2 separate regions of the Homo sapiens genome follow, and region 1 is linked to region 2. A link is a contact called in ENCODE Hi-C data. All regions are on one chromosome and are shown on one strand. The core of a region is the stretch at or near the end of the contact, and the rest is flanking DNA. Distances in the headings are between cores, read along the strand shown.

Region 1 (4,567 bases), core at 1,642-4,141, 620 kb before region 2:
CGTCTCTACTGAAAATACAAAAAATTAGCCGGGCGTGGTGGCAGGCGCCTGTAGTCCCAGCTACTCGGGAGGCTGAGGCAGGAGAATGGCATGAACCCGGGAGGCGGAGCTTGCAGTGAGCGGAGACCATGCCACCGCACTCCAGCCTGGGCGACAGAGCGAGACTCCGTCTCAAAAAAAAAAAAAAATGGTATCTTATTGCCACAAAGAGTCTGTTTTGTCAATCTTATGATTTCTATTTCTTTATTTTTATTTATTTTATTTATTTTTTTTTTGAGACGGAGTCTTGCTCGCTGCCCAGGCTGGAGTGCAGTTGTGCAATGTCGGCTCACTGCAAGCTCCACCTCGTGAGTTCACGCCATTCTCCTGCCTCAGCCTCCCGAGTAGCTGGTACTACAGGCGCCTGCCACCACGCCCAGCTGATTTTTTTGTGTATTTTTAGTAGAGATGGGGTTTCACCGTGTTAGCCAGGATGGTCTCGATCTCCTGACCTGGTGATCCACCCGCCTCAGCCTCCCAAAGTGCTGGGATTACAGGTGTGAGCCACCGTGCCTGGCCCCTTATGATCTCTATTTCAACATTAATGCTGGTCAGTTGTTGTGTCTAAGCCACAAAAGGGAGGGGGATATAACAAGGCACAGCTGATCTCTATCCCATCATGGCCAGGAACTCAGTTTTAAGGTTTTCCTGGGGTTCTCTTGGCCACAAGGGTGTCTGCTTAGCCAGTGGGGGGACTTAGGGTTTTATTTTTAGTTTACAGGGAGGAGCAGGCTCAAGAGCTGAAAATCAAGAGTTCTGTTTAAGGCATATTAAATTCGAGATGTCTGGCCCGGCACGGTGGCTCACGCCTGTAATCCCAGCACTTTGGGAGGCAGAGGTAGGTCGATCACTCGACGTCAGGAGTTCGAGACCGGCCTGACCAACATAGTGAAAACCTGTCTCTACTAAAAATACAAAAATTAGCATGGGCATGGTGGCAGGCACCTATAATCCCAGCTACTGGGGAGGCTGAGGTGGGAGAATTGCTTGAATGTGGGAAGTAGAGGTTGCAGTGAGCCAAGACGGCACCATTGCACTCCAGCCTGGGCGACAGAGCAAGACTCCATCTCAAAAAAAAAAAAAAAAAAAAAAAAAAAATTTGAGATGTCTTTCAGTCCTCCAGTGGAGATATTAAGTAAGCCACTAACTACACAAGACTGGGGAAAGCAGCTTATAGATGACTGGGAAATTATATCACCCACAGAGAATGTTTATGGAAAAGAAACGTATGAGATCTGAGAGAAGGGAGGAGGGTCCAGAAAGGAGACTGGGAAAAGAAAGACCGCTGAAGTCGATGGAAAACAAAGAGCATGTGAAATCCCAGATACCAAAGAAGGGCTTCAGAAGGAGGGAGTGGTCAACAGTGGGACATACTGTTGAGAAGCCCAACAAAATGAGGACTGAGGCTGCCCAGACGCGGTGGCTCACGCCTGTAATCCCAGGACTTTGGGAGGCCGAGGCAGGTGGATCACCTGAGGTCAGGAGTTCGAGACCAGCCTGACCAACATGGAGAAACCCCTTCTCTACTAAAAATACAAAATTAGCTGGGCATGGTGGCGTATGCCTGTAATCCCAGCTACTCGGGAGGCTGAGGCAGGAAAATCTCTTGAAGCCGGGAAGCGGAGGTTGCGGTGAGCCAAGATCTCACCATTGCACTCTAGCTTGGGCAACAAGAGCGAAACTGCGTCTCAAAAAAAAAAAAAAAAAAAAATGAGGACTGAGGATTGAATACTATATTTAGCAACAAGAAGTCGCTGGGAACCTGAAAAGAGAGGCCGCTGAAGTCGAGAGAAAACAAAGAGCAGGTGAAATCCCAGATACCAAAGGAGGGCTTCAGAAAGAGGGAGTGGTCAACGGTGTGACATACTGTTGAGAAGCCCAACAGTTCTGGGGTCGAAATTCTGACTTGAGTGGTTTCAAGAGACTCAGAAAACAGCATGAAGCCACTAGTCTCTCACTTGTTCTTAAGAGAAACAACACGGCGGCAGCGGGAGGGGAACGTGGGACGTGGGGCACGGGGCACGGGTGGATTTTTAAATTTTATTTATTATTTTTGAGACAGCGTCTCGCTCTGTCGCCCAGGCTGGAGTGCAGTGACACGATCTCGGCTCACCGCAACCTCCGCCTCCCGGGTTCAAGCGATTCCCCTGCCTCAGCCTCCCAAATAGCTAGGATTACAGGCGCCCGTCACCACGCCCCGCTAATTTTTGTATTTTTAGTAGAGACGGGGTTTCACCGTATTAGCCAGGCTGGTCTTGAACTCCTGACCTCAGGTGATCCGCCCGCCTCGGCCTCCCAAAGTGCTGTGATTACAGGTGAGCCACTGCGCCCGACCTGGTTTGCTTTAAATTAGAAGGCTCTGCAGCACGTTTGCAGGCTGATAGGCATGAACCAGAACACAGCGAGACGTGAAGTACGGAAGAGGTAGAGACTACTCATTCAAGGGCGAAACTCGCGAACAGACGGGGGACGGTCCGGGCAGAACCAGAGTAAGGAAAACCGGGCTGCGCTCGAGCCCGCAGCTGACGTCATCGGAGCCGCGGCCCCGGGAGAGCGCGGCGGCCCGAGGGTCATTACCCTGACTGGAGACAGGGCGGCAGCTTCCGGGAGGAAGTGACCTTTGGGCTGTGCTCTGGGGAGTAGCTGAGAGGGAAGGCGAGCGGCGCGCAGTGCGGGACAGGCGGTTCACTGAGGCAGAGTGGAGCGCCGCTCCCGACTGCGGCTCAACTTACATTTTGTCCTTTTGGTGCTGTCGCTTCCCCATGGCGGAGCGGCGGCGGCGACTAGCGAGCACGAAAAAACAACGGCTGACAACTCAGACCATGGAGCCGCAGCCGAGTTCCGTGACCACTTCCGGGTTCCGCGGCGCGCCCCGGAAACGGGCGCCTGGCGTGCTGGGAATTGTGGTTCGCTAGCGCCAGGTGCTCATGCTCGGAAGGATCGCCTGCCCAGTATGGGGTCCTAGCTAGGTGTGCCATCTCCCGCAGGCGTCTTTTCGGGGCCGAGCTCCCTCAGCCTCGAAGCCCCATCTTCTTGAGGGGTCTGTCTGGACCGCCTTGTCTACCCCCCTAGCCACGGCTCAGGGCCATTCCCATACTGGGTTCTCAGGTCTTATTTATTTATTTTCGAGACAGGGTCTCGCTCTGTCGCCCAGGTTGGAGTGCAGTGGCACAATCACAGCTCACTACTGCCTCGACCTCCCAGGCTCAAGCGATTCTCCCACCTCAGCCTCCCGAGTAGCTACGGGCACGCACCACCACACCCGGCTAATTTGTTAATTTTTTGTAGAGACAGGCTCTTACAATGTTGCCCAGGCTGGTCTGGAGCTCTTGAGCTCAAGCAGTCCTCCCGCCTTGGCCTCCCAAAGTGCTGGGATTACAGGCCTGAGGCTTCGCGCCCGGCCAGCGCTCAGGTCTTTTTCAACGTCCTCCTAGAGCTTCAAGTCTCATGAGCCTCCACCCCATCCCTTCCCGCCTCCGTGGCAGATGCCTTCAAAGCCATGTACCACTCTCGTTCTACTCGCTCACTTCTCATTCTCTCTGCATATTCGGTCCCCACCGCCTCCAGGCCCCTCGGAGGCCCAGCAGCAGGTGGCCATCAAGCCTAGAGGTCCAAAGCCCTACCTGATCCCTTCCGTCTCTTCTGCCAGACCCTTCCCTTGGGTCAGATCAGTACCTTGGGCCCCTAGCTACACTCAGGCCCAGGGTAATCTTGCCTAGGCTCCTAATTTTAAATGCCATTTGTATCCCATGACTCCCAGTACTAAGTCACCAGCACTCCAGGTTCCTGATCTCCACTTGGGTAACCACTGATCTGAAATGTAACATGTCTGGATGGGCGTGGTGGCTCACGCCTGTAATCCCAGCACTTTGTGTGTGTGTGTGTGTGTGTGTGTGTGTGTGTGTTTAGTAGAGACGGGGTTTCACCATGTTAGCCAGGATGGTCTCGATCTCCTGACCTCCTGATTCGCCTGCCTTGGCCTTCCAAAGTTCCGGGATTACAGGCGTGAGCCACCACGCCCGGCCAATCCCAGCACTTTGAGAGGCTGAGGCAGGCGGATCACTTGAGGTCAGGAGTTCAAGACTAACCTGGCCAACATGGCAAAACCCCATCTCTACTAAAAATACAAAAAATTAGCCTGGTGTGGTGGCACACACCTGTAATTCCAGCTACTTGGGAGGCCGAGACAGTAGCTTGAACTGGGGAGGCAGAGGTTGCCGTGAGCCAAGATTAGGCCACTGCATCCCAGCCTGGGTGACAGAGTGACTCTGCCTAAAAAAATTAAATTAACATGTCTGGTCAAAGTAGAATTTTCTTTTTTTTTTTCTTTTTTTTTTTGACATGGAGTTTTGCTCTTGTTGCCCAGGCTGGAGTGCAATGGTGTGATCTTGGCTCACTGCAACCTCCGCCTCCCAGGTTCAAGCGATTCTCCTGCCTCAGTCTCCCAGGTAGCTGGGATTATTACAGGCATGCGCCACCACGCCTGGCTAATTTTGTATTTTTAGTAGAGAAGGGGTTTCTCCATGTT
Region 2 (4,744 bases), core at 1,674-4,173:
CTGAGGCTGAGGAAGGGGACTTACAGGTTAACTGTCCTGGGGTTGCATGGTGGCTCTGGCTCCCAATGGCTGGGTCCCCTCTGCCCCTGACCTCCCCCTCCCTGTGTGCCCACCAGCTTCTGTGTCAAGTGGTTAAAACCGCCTACCTCCTGGTACTGTAGAGACTGCTGTGGTGGGGGGCAGCTATACCGTCGATGGCTGCATCTGGCAGTGATATCACCACCCACTTCAGAAGCCCTCACAGCCCCGTTGCCAGGATTGGCAATAATAGCCCAAGTGGCCATGCATGGAGCACGTACATGGGTCACACACTCTTCTGACCACTTCAGGAGTGCATTTCACTTCATGCTCACCACAGCCCCAAGCCCATAAGGTATTTTGGGGGCCATTTCACAGATCAGAAACTGAAGCTCAGAGAGGTTAAGCTGCTTGCCCAGGTATCCAGCTCTTCAGTGGCAGAACTGGCATTTGGATCCAGCCCCATCAAACTCCCACATTGCCTACCTGCTTCTTACAATGCCCAACTCCCACCTCTCTGTGTGGAAGGACTCTCCCATCCTGCATTCAGGTACTGGGAGTCTCCCATGTGCTAGGTGAAGAGGGGGATGCTGGCCAGCAAGGGAGGGGAGTGATGGTGTGGGGTGGGTGAGGAAAGGACTTCTATCAGGCATCGGCTGCACAGCAGAGGGTCTAACTCCACCCCACATGCCCCCTCCTGTGATGAGGCCCCTCTTCTATCCACCAGCAACACCAGCAGGCCCCAGGTGACACGGCCCAGCTTTCAACGATGGAGGCACATCCCTGAGGAAAAGGAGGACACGCCTGCCCACCTGCCCCAGACCCAGCACCTACCATGGATGCTGCTGCTTTTGCTCAGGGCACCTGCCAGGGCCTCTGCACCTGCCCCACAGAGCCCATTGTCTCGAAGGTCCAGCCGCTTGACATATGGATTGGAGCTCAATGAGGAAGCCAGAGCCCGGGCGCCCTGGGACAGACAGAGCAAACACACTGGCCACTATCCTGGCTCATGCTCCAGGGCTCAGCCCACTCCACATCCTCCAGCTGGAAAGCCCTCCCCTTCCCACCTGTTTTAAGTGACACCTGCTTCTCCTTTTAGGCTCTGTGAAGGTCTCCCCCCACCCCCAGCTCTCCCTGACCCCCCAGCGGGTTAGGAGCCTGCAGGATCCACAACCCTTAACGCCACCTGTCACAGCCTCAATCCCATCTGTCTCCCAGATGTGGAGGGTAGGGCATGACTGACACAGGCAGAAGCTGGGGAGTGTAGGGGACAGACACAGGGGCACTCCCATGGCTGCTGTCTCCCGAGGCCTCTCCCCGTAAGCCTGGATACAGTGTCCCTCCAGTGGTACCTGGGGCCCCAGGCCACGGTGCCGGAGGTTCAGCTCTTGGGCGCTCCCTTGGCGCAGAAAGCAGGAGATGGGCACAACACTATGGGCCCGGCAAGACCTCAGGTACAGTGTGTCCCTGACCAGTTCTCCAAGCCCATCGGTGCCTGGCAGGAGACAGGGGGACGAATGTGGACCCTGCACAGCTACAGCCACCTGTGTCCTCCCCTGCCCTGTGTCACTACCTGGCCTATGTTTTGCCTCTAGAAGCACTGCTTCCTGTGCTTCTTGGGACCACTGCTCCCATATGACAGATGAGGACATCAAGCCTCAGGCAACGCAAATCTTTTCCTTAAAGTCATACGGCTATCAAAAGAAAGCTGGACAACCTGGGCAACATAGCTAGACAAATTTTCTTTTTTTTTTTTTCGAGACAGACTCTTGCTCTGTCACCCAGGCTGGAATGCAGTGGCACGATCTCGGCTCACTGAAACCTCTGCCTCCCAGGTTCAAGCAATTCTCCTGCCTCAGCCTCCCGAGTAGCTGGGATTACAGGCGCCCACCACCACACTGGGCTAGTTTTTTGTATTTTCAGTAGAGACGGGGTTTCACCATGTTGGCCAGGCTGGTCTCGAACTCCTGACCTCAGGTGATCTGCCTGCCTGGGCCTCCCAAAGTGCTGTGATTACAGGCGTGAGCCACCCCACCCAGCCAAAAAATTTTTATATTAGCCAGACGTGGTGGTCTCCTGTAGTCCCAGCTACTCAGGAGGCTGAGGCAGAAGGCTCACTAGAGTGCAGAGTTCAAGGCTGCAGTGAGCTATTATCCTGCCACTGCACTGACGCCCGGGTGACAGAGCAAGACCCTGGCTCTAATAAATAAATAATTTATTTATATATTTATTTATTAATAAATATGAGCCCAAGCAACCCAATGTTGTTTGTAGTAGAAGTCATGGCTGGCCTGCGCTGAGCATCCCACAGCTAGTGGTGGTAGCTAATCCTGCCAGAGTCAGGCCTCTGCCTGTCTGATGCCAAATTGCATGCTGTGTCTTTTAACCTGGATTGCAGGCCACAAATGTTTTGTAAACATTTTACGGGAGAAAAAACCGAGATAGTTCTAAATTCCATACATCCATTAGCTTAGTTTTTCCTGTGGATTGGGAAAACCCGGCTCTGATTTCATTTCAGGGTGGGACAGCCCTTGGTGCACTGTCTGGCGGGATTTTGCATTTTATCCTGATGCTTCCAGGAGCAATGAAGGGAAGGCAGGGGGCTGGAGGCGCCCCGCAGGCGGGTACGTTCCCTGCTGGCCTTAGCCCCAGCCCGCCTCCCCCAACCCCTGCGGGAGAAGACCCCCAAAGGGGAGGAGTCGGGCCTGCCCCCTCCCCCGAGCACCTTCCGTCTCCAGGTCGGAGTCCCAATTGGCCTCGGGACCCTGCTCGGCCTCGGGGACCCCTGAAAGACGCCCACAGGCCACCATAGCCTCTTCTTTCTGCTCTTCATCCTCCCCAGACCTCTCACAGGAACCCCTCATGGTTACGACCCTCTCGCAGTCTCAGACACTGAGTCGGAGACAGCTTGACCCCGCGCCCAGAGCGCGGCCCGGGATTGTGGGCGGAGTCTGCGGCTGCGCTGACCAACCGAATGTGCCGTCCAGCAACAGGCACCCCCCACAGCCAATAGCGACGCGCTCTCCCGCGGCGGTCGCCCCGGCAACCCGGTGTTGTCGGTTGCCGTAGAAACTGTGGCCGGCTTGTGCTGAGGCTCCTCGCCCGGGCTGATACACTGCATGCGCCACAGACCATGCACCGGATTGGGCGCCTTGCTGCGTTTATCCCCCTGCCTCCCCTAGGCGGTTCCAGCATCGCCCCCCTTTCATGGAATGGGAAACATGCCTGACTCCAGAGCTTGTGTTTTCTTCACTGCACTTGGGAATGGCTTTTCAGGAGGGCCTGGGGAACTTCGCAGAGCCAGGTCACCCTCTCACTCTGTGGCTCTCAGTTCTCTTGCATGCGCTGGCCTTTGCATACGCTGTTCGCTCCCCTGGGAACCTCCATCCCCATCTTTGTCTGCTTGTTGAACTTCAGAATCTGCAAGCGTCAGCTCAGAAGTCACTTATTCCTGAAGCTTTACTCAGAGCCCCCCCGGGGCTGTTGCTGCCCTCAGGCCGTCTTCTCACAGCACTGATAACAGCTGTCCTTCCCCATCCTCTCACCACGTCCACTCCCACCGGAGGAAGTGAGGCCAGAGGGCAGGGACAGAGCTGCTGTTTTCTGTGTGCCACCAGGGCCCAGCAAAGAGAATGTAGGGAGGGTGGGAGGTGCAGGGCAGCTGGGGTTAGGGGCTGAAGGCTGGGTGTTGGAGGCTGGATCCTGCTTTAGTGGAAGTGTCCCTTTAACAGCGGCTGGCGTGGCCTGGCTCGGGCCCTGCTTTGCCTCCTGTTCAGCTGCGGCTGCAGCTGCCATGCTGACTCATGTGCCCGCAGCTAGCAGGAGCTGGCAGCATGGGCTCCCCAGGGGCCACAGCAGACTAGGGGCTTCTGGATTATAAAACGGAGAAGTATGTGATGACCAGGAACTGGTGGGGGGGCGCCCTGCAGAGGCTGCTGCAGTTTGGGATCGTCGTCTATGTGGTAGGGTAAGAGAGAAGAGCTTTTGGCCAGGCTGGAGGGGCAAGGGAAGAGGTCGGGGGTGGGGCTTGGTCCTGCTGGGTTGAAGTTGAGGGTTGGGCTGTTTAGGGGCTGGAGGGGAAGGGGCCATAATGGGACGGGGTGGGAGGTAGGCAATACAAGACAGGAGAGCAAGAACAAGCTGTGTGTTTGTCCTGTGTGTCCACCTGCCTGCTTCCCAGTCCCTCCCCACGGCCCCACCCAGGGGGCACAAGACATTGTCCTTAACATCTGTGAGAGCTGGAGCACTAGGCCCCCAGAGAGACCACCAGCTATATCTCCGGTCAGGGGAGTCTATAAGCTCGGAGCTGGGTCTACTGAGGCTGGGGGTGGGTGCTGGCTAGTGAAGGTGATTGTCTGAGGGCACTGGCTCTCTGATGCATGGCTGGAGCTTCTGTCTCGTTCAGGGAGTCTACAGTGGGAAGTGGGGCCAGAGAGGATGCTGGACTGGGAGCCTGTAGGGTGTGGGGAGAGAACTGAGCATGTAGGGCCCAGCTCTGCCCCGTCACTACACGCTGGGGGGACACCACACTGCCCATCTTCTCCTTCCCAGGTGGGCGCTCCTCGCCAAAAAAGGCTACCAGGAGCGGGACCTGGAACCCCAGATTTCCATCACAACCAAACTCAAAGGGGTTTCCGTGACTCAGATCAAGGAGCTTGGAAACCGGCTGTGGGATGTGGCCGACTTCGTGAAGCCACCTCAGGTGGGGGCCCTGATGTTGCTGACG

What was found. A loop is a pair of places that touch in the nucleus more often than their neighbours do. Pooled maps may share reads with other maps.
Region 1: a loop to region 2 is called in a map of ascending aorta, with 4 times the contacts of the local background. The contact joins the promoter of PPIL2 here to the promoter of LRRC74B in region 2. A Hi-C loop is called at or near these places in 1 of 168 maps with a recorded cell type or tissue (ascending aorta) and 1 of 50 pooled maps.

The regions. Positions count from the first base shown.
Region 1 is chr22:21,664,336-21,668,902 of GRCh38, reverse strand. PPIL2 (peptidylprolyl isomerase like 2) reads right to left here and starts at 2,891. Exons shown (of 20, transcript NM_014337.4): 1 at 2,772-2,891. The coding sequence starts at 2,803. RefSeq lists enhancers at 2,455-2,504, 2,575-2,814, 2,049-2,959.
Region 2 is chr22:21,044,125-21,048,868 of GRCh38, reverse strand. It overlaps LRRC74B (leucine rich repeat containing 74B), which reads right to left and starts at 2,923. Exons shown (of 10, transcript NM_001291006.2): 1 at 2,744-2,923; 2 at 1,371-1,513; 3 at 853-985. The coding sequence starts at 2,882. It also overlaps the pseudogene P2RX6P.